Regions from separate parts of the Homo sapiens genome. Here region 2 is linked to region 1. A link is a contact called in ENCODE Hi-C or POLR2A ChIA-PET data. All regions are on one chromosome and are shown on one strand. The core of a region is the stretch at or near the end of the contact, and the rest is flanking DNA. Distances in the headings are between cores, read along the strand shown.

Region 1 (6,888 bases), core at 1,207-3,706:
TTGTCTATATTTTCAAAAATAATAAAAGGATAAGTCAAAAATAAAATATATAAGGGAGCAAAAGGAAAAAAAATTAGACTTTTTAAAAATTATTTTTTATTTAATTAATTATTTTTCTTCAACTTTTAAGTTCCAGGGTTCATGTGCAGAATGTGCAGGTTTATTACATGGGTGAACACGTGCATGTCATGGTGGTTTGCTGCACAGATTAACCCAGCACCCAGGTATTAATCCTAGCATCCATCAGCTATTCTTTCTGAGGCTCTCCCTCCCCCCATCACCCCCAGCAGGCCCCAGTGTGTGTTGCTCCCCTCCATGTGTCCATGTGTTCTTATCATTCAGCTCCCACTTATAAGTGCGGACATGTGGTGTTTGGTTTTCTGTTACTGCATTAGTTTGCTGAGGATAATGGCTTCCAGCTCCATCCATGTTCCTACAAAAGACATGATCTCGTTCCTTTTTATGGCTGCATAGTATTCAATGGTGTATATGTAACACATTTCATTTATCCAGTCTAGCATTGATGGGCATTTGTGTTGATTCCATTGTCTTTACTATTGTGAATAGTGCTGCAATGAACATATGCATGCATGTATCTTTCTAATAGAATGACTTATATTCGTTTGGGTATATACTCAGTAATTTATTTATTTTTTGAAACAAAGTCTCACTCTGTCGCCCAGGCTTGGGTACAGTGGTGCCATCATAGCTCCCTGCAGCCTCAACTTCCCTGGCTCAGGTGATCCTCCCACCCCAGCCTACCCTGGTAGCTGGGACTACAAGTCACACTGCCAAGGCCCGGTATTTTTTTCTAATTTTTGTAGAGACAGGGTCTCACTATGTTGCACAGGCTGGTCTTGAACTCCTGGGCTGAAGTGATCCACTCACCTCGGCCTCCCAGAGTGCTAGGATTATTAGCATGAGCCACCACACCTGGCCATCTTCCCTAAATATACCTCATTTTTAATTTTCATTTGGTGACTAGGTAAATGTTTTATATAATTAAAAAACAAAACTAAGTAAAAAAAAAAGAAGTAACCACCAAGATGAAAAAAAAACACAAACAAAATAACCAGTATATCAGGTTGATGACATAACTACACTGAAAAGAATTATTTCACATTAAAACACTGGATATTAGGGTATATACTAAGCAAAAAGAAGTGAAACATATTCGATAGTCTTATTTTTTCTCAACCTCCAAACATAGCAAAATCAGTAGTCTTATTATTGATGGTTATACTGTTTTATATTTTGGTACTATTTACATAAAATATGTTGTTAGTAACCTATTTTTTTAGCTGCAAACCTGAAATCAAAGATATTAAGTAAAACCTTTATAATCTTAACTTAAATTGGAAATACCAGTATAAGCTTGTGATTTTTTTCCTCTCTAAAAAATACGTATTTCATAGCTCTGCCCACTGAAAAGTTTTAAGAACCATGATAACCCAGTAGCAATTTCCAGATGATGTTCTCTAAATACCATTCGCACTAGAAGGAACCAGGACACCTTGAAGAAATGGCTGACTCCTGGTATGGGGCAGGAGTGTACAAAATGACCCTGGCACATTTTTGTGCTGAAAGCAAGAAAATGCTCACAGTCTGATGGGGTCATGTCAAAAGGACTGGAGCCAATCTGCAGGGACTTCTAACTGGCCATAGATGAGACAAATTAAGCACCAAATTTGATGGAAACTCATTGAACATAGAAAAATCTATGAGTTCAAAATAATGCTGAGTACCGAATAATACTATTTGTGAGTTCAAAATAATACTGAAAAATATACATATCCAAAACAAATTAAAAAAACTGTTCACCATCAGAGGTAGCTAGTGCTCTAACAGCATATTTTGAAAATTGGCCACTAAAAGGAAAGAATTAAACATTTACCTTGCTTGGCACCATTGTAGTTTTATTTGTGGAGCTGCCACACAAATCTGGAACTGCCCAACTTTTAAAATATTTTACATGCAAGAGAAACCCTAGGTGTTCGAGTCTCTTTATTGGGGTTTCTGTTTTACACAGTGGAACCTAATTGTAACTGATACAACATGTAGAAATGGAACTCTATTTTCTTAAGAAATGAGGTTGATTTCTTCACTACCAACTGAAATGAAGGCTGTTGAGACAGAAATAACTTGACAAAGATTTATTGGAAGCCAGATTTGATGATTGACCTGGGAAGACACACCAACAAAGTTGGGTGTATTCCAAAGTCCATTACAAGTTAGAATGTTTTTATCAGAAAGTGTAGAAGGGAGGAAGACTCCTCATTTTGGAGTTGTCCTTTTCATTGCAGGGTACAATGCAGAGATTACAACCGTTGGCTACAGATGACAACATATAGCCTAGAATGTTTTATGCACAAGGTTACCAGTAAAACGGAACGATTCAGAAACAAATTAATGTCCTTTTCAATGTCAGTAGGTTATGTATTAATCAGTATGTCAACACTTTGAGGAAACTCATGATAAGACTTGAGTAACCTACAATAAGATTCTTTAGTGAAGGATAGAATGTAGCCATGAGTCATAAGACCTTCCCTAGGTAATTTGGCAGCCTGCCAAATCCTACTTATTATCCCAAACAGCTAGAATCTCTTCAACTTTTGCTCACTGTATAGTTTCTTGCCTTCTGTCAATCCCCCTTATTGAAATAATAATTATAAATCAGGGGCACATAATTTCAGCTCAGAAAGCAGATTCCTGGTTCACAAGAATTAAGTACAGTTTTCCATGGCAGCCTTTCCATATTGAAAGATATAAACAACATTTTAAGGATGGTGGGGAGGAAAAGAGAAAGATGATGGGAATTTTGTGAAACAGTGACATTTGAGCAAAAATGGATGAAAGACCACACTCTAGTAGGCATGCTATAAAAAGAACGGGGGTATCAACTTCAGATTCATAATCAACTAATACTTAGTCAAGGATGTTCTGGGCCAGGCCTTTTGCTAAAGGATTTCCCATACATTTTCTGATTTAATCACCACTGATTTGATCTCAGGTCTCTATTTTTTGCCATGTGTTTTTTCTTCCTTCATCAAACTTTTATTAATTATAAATGAGATGTTGACATTTTGCCTTTTTTGTTGTTGTCATAGAGATGGGGTTTACACTATGTTGCCCAGGCTGGTCTTAAACTCCTGGGCTCAAGCAATCCTCCCACCTCAGCCACCCAGAGTGCTAGGATTACTGTTCATTTTGCCTTTTTTTTTTTTTTTAATCACCACCCTTCCCTGGAGGTGCTAATTAAAAGTAAAGTAGCCAGAAGCCACATTGGAGAAGCCTGTTGTGGATCCCCAACAATGTCTACGGCCCTGAAAGCTGTGAATACTTTAGGTTACTTGGCACAGGAGAATTAAGGTAGAAAATGGAATTAAGCTTGCTAATCAACTGACTTTGAGAGGGGTAGATGAGCCTGGATTATCCAGGTGGGACCAATGTAATCACAAAAGTCCTTAAATGTGGAAGGGGAGGTAGAAGGAAAGGTCAGCGTGATGTGTTGGGATAAAAACTCCACCAGCAGTCACCGGCTTTGAAGATGGCAGAGGGCCACGTTCCAGGGATGTGCATGGCTTCTGGAAGGAAGAAAGAACAAGAAAACACATTCCTCTCTAGAGCTCCCATAAGAGGTACAGCCCTGCCGACACCTTCATGTTAACCCAGTGAGACCCGTTTCAGACTTCTGGCCTCCAGAACTGTAAGAGAATAAATGTAAATTGTTTTAAGCCAACAAGTTTGTGCTAATGTGTTAGAGTAGTAATAGAAAATTAATGCCTCTGGGTATGGCTACAAATTGAAAGAAAAACACTCCACAGATGATCCAGTAGATTCGATGCCTCACAGGTGTGGACAGCGGAGTTCAATTCAATGGTGGCCTGTTGTACTGAACCCAAAACAATGTAAAGATTTAATGGGGCTGACAACAGCATTGGTGGGAAGCCATTCTTTACAGGGCGTAAAGGTAAGGGATGAGCAGGTCAGAGAAGTCTAAGAAGTTACTGGGGACATCGGGTGCAACTCGCGATTCCTAAAACCAGGACATGCTTTGACAAGGAGTTACTATGGTAGATCAAACTTTGACACTCATGTTCTTTCTATAATCCTAATCCTCCTTCCAATCCATGATCCCAGCCCCTAAATGAAGGTGAAGAATGTTACATTTTTTTTTTTTGTGGGTCAAATGTTCTTTATATAGAACACTTTAAAAAATGAACTTTAAAAAAAGGTTCAACGAGATATGTCTAGGTGTTGATATTTTTCCTATGACTTTTCGTTTGCTGGGTATATGATGGGCTCTTGAATTCTGCACACTGTGGTACATCTTCATACCAGGAAAGTTTTCTCTTATTATTAATTTATTGCTTTTGTTCTGACCTGTGTTTTAGGAATAAATATTATCTTTTTGTTGACTCTCTAGTGTCTGCCCTTTGTATTTATATTTTCGCCTCCCAGCTTTGGAAATGCTTCTTGGGAGGTCTTCTCAAGATATTCTCTGAATCACTGCTTCAATTTTCTTCCATCAATGTGATGACTTAATTGTGTGATTGTATTTATAGTTGTCTTGCAACAACTCCATTATCTCATACAGTTCTTTTGATATCTGATGCCATCTTAGTTCCTTTTTCATGTTTGTTGTCTTCTCCATATTTCATCTTTTATTTCAAAAGATCCACATCTTTCCAAATCTTTGAGAGTGTAGACGTATTGTTCTTTAAAATTAATTAGGTTTCCTGTAGAAGTATTTTCCCAATGTGTGTCCTTAGGTATCAGATTCTCTATTTGTATTTTGTAATGTTTCATAGGCTTCCCTCACCACTTTTTAAATAGTACCTTTGAAAAGGGAGAGCTGTATTCAGCTCTGGTCCATGCCTGTGATCATGGGGAAATGGTCAGTGTTCGAGCCTTCCATTTGCATCCTAGAGAGGACTACTGGAGATGCAAAGCAGCAAGCCCATCATTCTGATAACTTGTTGTTTTTTGCTTATTCATCTTTTCACTGGAAGAGATCAATCCCTGGAACTTTGGAGACTGGGCTTCTGAGCTTCAAAATGAACTTCCCCCCACTCCCTAGAGAAGACAAATTGCTAGCAATCTGCGGTTCAACCCATTTTCACCTCTCCCTCACTTAGAGCCCCTCGGTTATGTCTCTGGGCTTCTCAATCCAGGCTTTGGTACATGGACATTCTTCCTGATATCTAGCAGATGGCCTGAGCAGTATCTCTAGTTTCTAATGCCATTATAACTTTTTCATCTCTTTTATTTGGGTCCATGAGTATTTTAATTAAAAGGGGAGGAAGGGAAATCAATATTGCTTGGCTTCTGCCCTCTTGAAGCTTTGGCTGAGAATCAACAGTTGCTTTTCTGCTGGGCTTTCAGAAATTTCCCCTACTTTCTTACTTGCCTCAACTCCAAGATAGTGAACCATCTGCCCAGTGATCCTGGTTTCCCTTTCCCTTTGAAGTGGCCCCCTCATTCCATAGCACGTGCTTCATAGAAGTTCATAGAAGTTTCACAGGTTGGGCTCGTGCAAAGCTGACTCTGAGATGGAGACTAGGGTTGCCAGGGAGTGCTTAGACTCAACACCTGCGGAAGGGACTACAGGAAGCAAGATTAGGCAGAAGTCAACTGAGATACAGTCCCAAGGAAGGCCTCAGGCAACCCCATAAGGAGCTCTGGGGCTGGGATGGCCATTTAAACGTCCCGAGCTGGACGAGGGGCCAGGACTTTATATCCTCAAGTGATCATTCTTTGGATATGGGTTGCCTTGGAGGCGGCATGACCTTGAGTGAGGCAGTTTAAACAGGGCTGATGCTGAGGATTGTCCTCCAGCAGCACTCCCAGCAGCTGAGAAAATAAATCCTTCATTCCTGAAGGGGGATCGGGGTGATATAGCACAATGTTTACATAAGGCTGTCATTGGCTAAGACAGCCCAATACTTTGGCCTCTGGGATCTTCAGCAACTGAGCTGAAATAACACGGAGTGCCACCACTCATGAAGGTACAAGGGCAAGATTATAAACTTCTCATAATAGATTAGAGTAAGATAATAACCACGTGGACTTAAATTAGAACCAGAACTGTTTAGAGTACTTTAGGCTAAAAACATTTTTGATGACAATTGGTGAAGGAATTACAGTCTGCCACTAGATAAATATCCTCCAGCAGGAAGTGGTTAAAGCTAATTAGAAGTCACCTGTTTTGAGAGAATAAGAACTAATACAGTCTCCTGGATTTGCAAGGAGAATTTGTGTTGTCTCAATAATCTCCCTACGTGTTATGCCTTCAGGGTCTGAAAGTGAAATGATCACAAACTGTAAGGGCCTATGAACTAGATTAGTATTTTATTCAACTATGAGTGAATCCTCCATTTATGTACTCTCACTCTGTGATCAGCAAGGCCACAACAAAGGGAAACTATGATTTAGTGCTTGATACAGGCTTCTTTGGACAATTAATGACTAGTGACTGAAACAATTCAAATCAGGGGTTACAAACTCATACACCTGCAGAGGTCAAGGAGCCACATAGGGAGCAGAACAGCCGGTGTCTGCAGTGAACTACAACATGAACACTCTCATTAAGGTGTTTTCCCTCCCCAGCATCAGCTCCCCACTGTGTTGATGTGGGAACACCTGCCTGATCATTGGTTTTGAGGACATGCCACCAAATCATTTTTAAAAATTTTTTTATTATACTCTAAATTCTGGGATACGTGTGCAGAACATTCAGGTGTGTTACATAGGTATACATGTGCCATGGTGGTTTGCTGCACCCATCAACTCGTCATCTACATTAGGTATTTCTCCTAATGCTATCCCTCCCCCAGGCCCCCTCCCCGCAAACAGGCCCTGGTGTGTGATGTTACCCTCCCTGTGTCC
Region 2 (6,888 bases), core at 2,910-5,409, 50 kb after region 1:
TAAAAAACAAAAACAAGATGCCTTTATTCCCACCTTGCAAAACCCACTGTTTTGCTATTTCTCAATGGGATTTAAGACAGCATAAGGATATTTAGCATGGTAGTAGAGTAACATCAATGCCTACAGTTTTGGTCAATCTCTCAAAACTGGGGAATTGCTAAATTAAATTTAATCCAAAGCGCCTACTTACATATTTTAAGTTTGACCTAACTTATGGTATCTTCATACTGAATAAACTGTAACCTAACTGGATGTATTAGTCCATTTTCATACTGCTATGAAGAAATGACTGATGTAATCCCAGCACTTTGGGAGGTGGAGGTGGGTGGATCTCAAGGTCAGGAGATCGAGACCATCCTGGCTAACATGGTGAAACCCCGTCTCTACTAAAAATACAAAACAAAAATAGCCAGGTGTGGTGGCAGGCACCTGTAGTCCCAGCTACTCAGGAGGCTGAGGCAGGAGAATGGCGTGAACCCAGGAGGCAGAGCTTGCAGTGAGCTGAGATCACGCCACTGCACTCCAGCCTGGGCAACTTGAGTGAGACTCCGTCTCAAAAAAAAAAAAAAAATTAGACTGGGTAATTTATAAAGAAAAAGAGGTTTAATGGACTCACAGTCCTGCACAGCTGGGGAGACCTCACAATCATGGCAGAAGGTGAAGGAGGAGCAAAAGCACATCTTACATGGCGGCAGGCAAGAGAGTGTGTGCAGGGGAGCTGCCCTTTATAAAACCATCAGATTTCATGAGACTTATTCACTATCATGAGAACAGCATGAATGCCTCCATGATTCAATTACCTTCCACCAGCTCCCTCCCATGACATGTGGGGATTATGGGAACTACAATTCAAGATGAGATTTGGGTGGGAATACAGCCAAACCGTGTCACTGGATTTGTAAACAGACTGTAAACTACTCTTGTGTTGATCACTGAGTTTTGGCCTATCAAAGGCGGCCAACTCTTCAAACCGCATTCAGATAAGGCAATTGCCAAGCTGTAACTGATCCAGCCAGTTTTGTACCTCATTTTCATTTTCTGTCTGTCACTTTCCTTTTTCTGTCCATCAATTTTCAACCATGTGGCTGCTCCGGAGACTCTCTGAACCTATTCAGGTTCAGGAGTTGCCAGATTTGTGAATCATTCTTTGCTCAGTTAAACTCTGTTTAATTTGTCTTAGGTTTTTCTTTTAACACTCAGTTGTAACTCTATTGCCTACATAAGTTGGAGAATGAATATGGCTCTGGAGTGACCGACTGACTGGCTTGCTCAGGACTGAGATATTTTCCAGGACTTTTGATTTTAAAACCAGGACAGTCCCAGGCAACCCCTGATAGTTGGTTACCCTTTTTGGGTATTGAAAGGCTCTGAGCCATACTATGTGACCATTCTATTTCATTAATCTTTCTATTCTGAATCCTTCCTCTGATATTCTGTGGCTAGACCTTATCCTGAGTTATAGACCTGGGAATAATGCCTTGAAAGTTAAATGGTTCCTTTGGATAAAGTAAGTCTATTAACCAAAGACAAGTCCATTTGCAATGGACTTCAGCTCTCTGAGTCTTTATTGAAGTCTTGAGCTCTCTATTAAAATCAAGTAATCTCTATTAAACACAAGTAATCACTGGCTGATTCAGGTGCTTTATAAATCTATTTTAATAATTTGCTGGAGGTTGTAAATTATAACAAGGTGAATGAAGCCAGTGATGAAGTGTTGTGTTGGGATAGCTTTCTCCCTGAGAGGAGAAACTGAGGCAGATAAGAACTGAGAAATGGATAGAAAATTATCCAAAGAAGTTACACAAATTGGCCAATAAACACATGAAAAATGTTCAATATCATTAGCCATCAGGGAAATGAAATGCAAAACCATGAGACAGCACTTCACACTCACTAGGATGACTATAATAAAAAAGACAGACAGTAACAAGTGTGGGGGAGGATGTGGATAAATTGGAACCCTAACACATCACTGATGAGATTCTAAAACGGTGCAGTCACTTTGGGAAACAGTCTGGCAGTTCCTCAAATGGCTAAACAACAGGTTGACGTATAACCTAGCAATTCCACTCCTCAGTGTATGCCCAAGAGAAATGGAAACACATATCTACACAAAAACTTGCATGTGTGTGTTCACAGCAGCACTAGTCACAATAGCCATAAGGTGAAAACAACCAAATGTTCATTGATAATGAATAAATAAAATGTGGTATATCCATATGATGGAATATTTATAAAATATTTCATAAAAGAAATACTGATACATGGTACAACATGGATGAACCTTAAAATACTACGCTAAGTGAAAGAAGCCAGACACAAAATGCCATATACTCTATGACTGCATGTCTATGAAATATCCATACCAGGCAAATCTATAAAGAGACAGTAGATTAGTGATTGCCAGACTCTTGGGTTGGGGGTGGGGGTTGGGAAAATTGTGGAGTGATGGTCAAGGAGTGCAGGAAGTTTAGGGGGTAATGAAAATATTATAAATTTGATTTTGATGATAGATGCACAACTCTGTGAATATACTAAAATTCATTGAATGGCACACTTTAATTGGGTGCATTTTATGCTATGTGAATTACATCTCAGAGCTGTTAAAGAGAAAGAAATAGAAGATTGTTCTGAGCTTTGCTTCTGTTTCATGGCACAACCAAGACCGCATTACAAACCTGACTCAACAAGGTTACGTGAAACTCAGGCTCAGCAAGTCCCCACCTCATCAGACTCTCTCTTCATGTCAGTGAGAAAAGTGCCAGGAATGTTAAGTTCTTCTTACTATGGGATTTAAAAAAGGAAGTGACCAGGTCACTATCTGTATTAGTCAGGGTTCTCCAAAGGGACAGAACTAATAAGATATATGTATATATGAAAAGGAGTGTAATAGGGAGGATTGGCTCACATGATTACAAGGTGAAGTCCTATGACAAGCCATCTGCAAGCCAGGGAAGAGAGAAGCTGGTAGTAGGTCAGTCCAAGTCTGAATGCCTCAACACCAGGGAAGCAGATAATACAGGCTTCAATCTGTGGTCAAAGGCCCAAGAGCCCCCAGCAAGGCACTGATGCAAGTCCTAGAGTCCAAAGGCCAAAGAACCTGGAGTCTGATGTCCAAGGGCAGGAGGAAGAAAAGAAAGAAGACTCAGCCAGCAAGGTTATTCCACCTTCTTCTGCCTGCTTTGTTCTAGTCACACTGGCAGCTGATTGTATGGTGCCCCCCACATTGAGGGTGGGTCTTCCTCTCAGTCCACTGACACAAATGTCGATCTCCTCTGGCAACACCCCTCACAGACACACCCGAAATAATACTTTACCAGCCATCTAGGCATCCTTGAATCCAATCAAGTTGACATCTAACATTAATTTCACAAGTCCACACCTTGTCAATTGGGCACCCATATACATCTCCTGAAATCATACTTAATCTCCAAATAAAGACAATAAGAAGGTCATAATTACACCTACCAGAACACAACTATTCTTCATACAACCGAAAGCACACTAATCTTTAACCTAAATGCTATTACATAAAGTTAGCACTTAAATACTGCTATGAAGTCAATAAATCTTATGTTACATGATAAAGGTAAAAGCAAGTAAATGAAGATATTTCTTCAATATGGGTGTAAACATGCACAAACATATTCTTAACAAAATAAACAGGAATTACAGTCCTCATTTCTGCAAGTGGTCATAGCTCATATTGATAACTACCTTCTTCTACTACACATTCTATATTCCCTTTGCCTTCAGCAAGCCCCTTAGCTGGTGATTTTTTACCTGGTGGAGTGAACTAAATCTTCATCCTTGAAGGGCCTGGGTTATTTGTAGTCATGCCTGGATTGCATTTTTATAGTTTCCCATTGATCTTAATCACAGGGCATGGTAATACTAAGAGATGGCCTAAGGAATCTCCTGTATTCCAGACATGCTCTTCTTGACCTCCATTGTGTAGTAGTAGACTGATTTTATCTTGATAGTTCGGGTCAATCACCCCAGTCAACACTGTAACTCCTCTTAGCCTGTTGACTTAGAGGCAGGAGGAGCCCAAAGTGGCAAGGTGATAGTCTTAACTTCCAGTTCAATTGAATCATTGTGTCTTCTGGTGGCAACATTCTTCCCTCTGGAACTAAGACCTCTAGGCCTTAATTGACAGCAGAATGTAACGTTGCAGGAACAGGAAGCAAACGTTTTGCTAATGAGTCACTAGGGGTGACGGTGAGTGGTGCCACTTTCACTTCTACCCCTTGATTCCTAGACAGGCTATGGGAGAAGCAGTTTCATACATTGAATGCTGATTCAGAGCACCCACCGTCTTCTGCAGAACTTTGTCCCAGGCCTGCAAAGTATTGTCACCTAGTTGGTGCTGTGATTGTGACTTCAAAAGGCCATTCTTCCCATTCTATCAAGCCATCTGCTTCAGGATGATGGGGAATATAGTAAGACCAGTGAATGCCATGAGCATGAGCATACTGCCACATTTCTTCAGCTGTGAAGTGAGTTCCTTTTTCAGAGGCAATTGTATGTGGAATACAATGATGGTGGATAAGGCATTCTGTGAGTCCATGGATGGTAATCTTGGCAGAAGCATTGCATGCAGGAGAGGGAAATCCATATCCAGAGTAAATGTTTATTCCAGTAAGAACAAACTGCTGCCCTGTCCATGGTGTAAGAGGTCCAATGTAATCAACCTGCCACCAGGTAGCTGGCTGATCACCCCAAAGAATGATGCCGTACTGAGGGCTCAGTGTTGGTCTCTGCTGCTGGCAGATTGGGCAATCGGTGGTGGCTGTAGCCAGGTCAGCTTTGGTAAGTGGAAGTTCATGTTGCTGAGCCCATGCATAACCTCCATCCATTGCCACCATGGCCATTTTGTTCATGAGCCCATTGGGCAATGACAGGGTTGGCTGGGGAAAGAGGCTGAGTGGTGTCCACAAAATGGGTCATCCTATCTACTTGATTATTCAAATGCTCCTCTGCTGAGGTCATCCTTTGGTGAGCATTCATGTGGGACACAAATATCTTCACGGCTTTTGACCCCTCAGAGAGGTCCACACACATACCTCTTCCCAAGATTCATTTGTCACCAATTTTCCAGTTATGCTCCTTTCAAGTCCCTGACCATCCAGCCTAACCATTGGCTACAGCCCACTAATCAGTATATAATCCCACATCTGGCCATTTCTCCTTCCAAGGAAAGTGCACGACCAGGTGCACTGCTCAAAGTCCTGCCCACTAGGAAGATTTCCCTTCACCTCTGTCCTTCAGGCATGTCCTAGAAAGGGGCTGTAGTGCTACAGCTGTCCACATTCAGGTGGTGTCTGCATACTGTGCAGTACCATCTGTAAACCAGGCCCTAGTCTTGTCTTCCTCTGTCAACTGATCATAGGGAAATCCCCATGAAGCCATGGGTGCAGCCTGGGAGAGAGAAGGCAGGGTGGTAGGAGTGGGGACCACGGGCATTTGACCCACTTCCTCATGTAACTCTCTTGTGCCTTCAGGACCTGCTCAAGCCCAATCATGTATATACCACTTCCATTGAATGACAAAATGCTGTTGTCCATACCCAACTTTATGGCTAGATGGGTCAGAAAGCACCCAGTTCATGATAGGAAGTTCAGGTCGTGGAGTAGCTTGGTGACTTGTAGTCAAAGGTTCAGTTTCCACCAAGGCCCAGTAACAGGCCAAAAGCTGTCTCTCAAAAGGAAAGTAGTTATCTTCAGAAGATGGTAGGGCCTTGCTCCAAAATCCTAGAGGCCTCTACTGTGATTCACCTATGGGGCCCTGACAAAGGCTCCAAACAGTATCCCTATCTGCCACTGACACCTCAAGCACCATTGGGTCTGCTCGGTCATATGGCCCAAGTGGCAGAGCAGCTTGCACAGCAGCCTAGACCTCTTGCAGAGCCTTCATTTGCTCTGGGCCCCACTCAAAACTAGCAGCCTTTTGGGTCGCTCAATAAATAGGCCAGAGTAACCCACCCAAATGAGGAATGTGTTGCCTCCAAAATCCAAATATGCCCACTAGGCCTTGTACCTCTTTCTTGGTTGTAGGAGGGGACAAATGCAACAATGTATCCTTCACCTTAGAAGGAATATTTCAACAGGCCCCTCACCAGTGGACCCCTAGAAATTTCACTGATATAGAAGGTCCATGAATTTTAGTTGGATTTATTTCCCATACCCTGACATGAAAGTGTTTCACCAATAAGTCCCGAGTGCTTGCTACTTCTCACTCACTGGGTCCAATTAGCATAGTGTCACTGATGCAATGAACTAGTGTGATATCTTGTGGAAGGGAAAAGTGATCAAAATCTCTGTGAGCAAGACATTGCTGGCCTTGCTGGCTGAAGGCAAATTGCCTCTGGTAGGCCTTATGGACAGGAGTAAGAGGCAAATTGCCTCTGGTGGGCCTTATGGACAGGAGTAAAGAAAAAGTTACCAGGTACCAGGAGATGTGTTAATTTGCTCAAACAATGAACCACATCTAGTATAGCAGCTGCAATTGGAGTCACCACTTCGTTAAGCTTATGATAGTCCACTGTCATTCTCCAGATCCATATGTCTTCTGCATAAGCCAAATAAAAGAGTTGAGGCCAGGCGCAGTGACTCATGCCTGTAATCCCAGCACTTTGGGAGGTGGAGGCAGGGGGATCACGAGGTCAAGAGTTCAAGACCAGCCTGGCCAATGTGGTGAATCTCTACTAAAAATACAAAAATTAGCCGGGCATGGTGGCGTGTGCTTGTAGTCCCAGCTATCTGGGAGGCTGAGGGAGGAGAATCGCTTGAACCTGGGAGGCAGAGGTTGCAGTGAGCCAAGATCACACCACTGCAGTCCTATTAGAAACCTTTTTCTAACTCCCCAAGCTGTAGCATTAAATGCAGA

What was found. Hi-C counts contacts between places; a loop is a spot of excess contacts on that map. ChIA-PET counts read pairs that join two places held with the same protein, here RNA polymerase II (POLR2A). Pooled maps may share reads with other maps.
Region 2: a loop to region 1 is called in a map of PC-9, with 9 times the contacts of the local background. The contact joins two enhancer-like sites. A Hi-C loop is called at or near these places in 5 of 168 maps with a recorded cell type or tissue (Caco-2, Calu3, DLD1 and 2 more) and 1 of 50 pooled maps. POLR2A ChIA-PET finds 5 or more read pairs at or near these places in 4 of 52 experiments (AG04449, BJ, CD8-positive, alpha-beta memory T cell and 1 more).

Annotation. Positions count from the first base shown.
Region 1 is chr10:87,583,860-87,590,747 of GRCh38, forward strand. No RefSeq gene overlaps it. Among named protein-coding and RNA genes, the nearest start is that of PAPSS2, 73 kb to the right of the region's middle. Within about 2 kb of position 2,457, at least 2 of the 41 ENCODE cell types and tissues checked have a DNase peak (open chromatin) inside an H3K27ac peak, as active enhancers do; they include PC-9, where a contact is called at or near this core.
Region 2 is chr10:87,631,717-87,638,604 of GRCh38, forward strand. No RefSeq gene overlaps it. Among named protein-coding and RNA genes, the nearest start is that of PAPSS2, 25 kb to the right of the region's middle. RefSeq lists an enhancer at 5,520-5,569. Within about 2 kb of position 4,160, at least 6 of the 41 ENCODE cell types and tissues checked have a DNase peak (open chromatin) inside an H3K27ac peak, as active enhancers do; they include PC-9, where a contact is called at or near this core.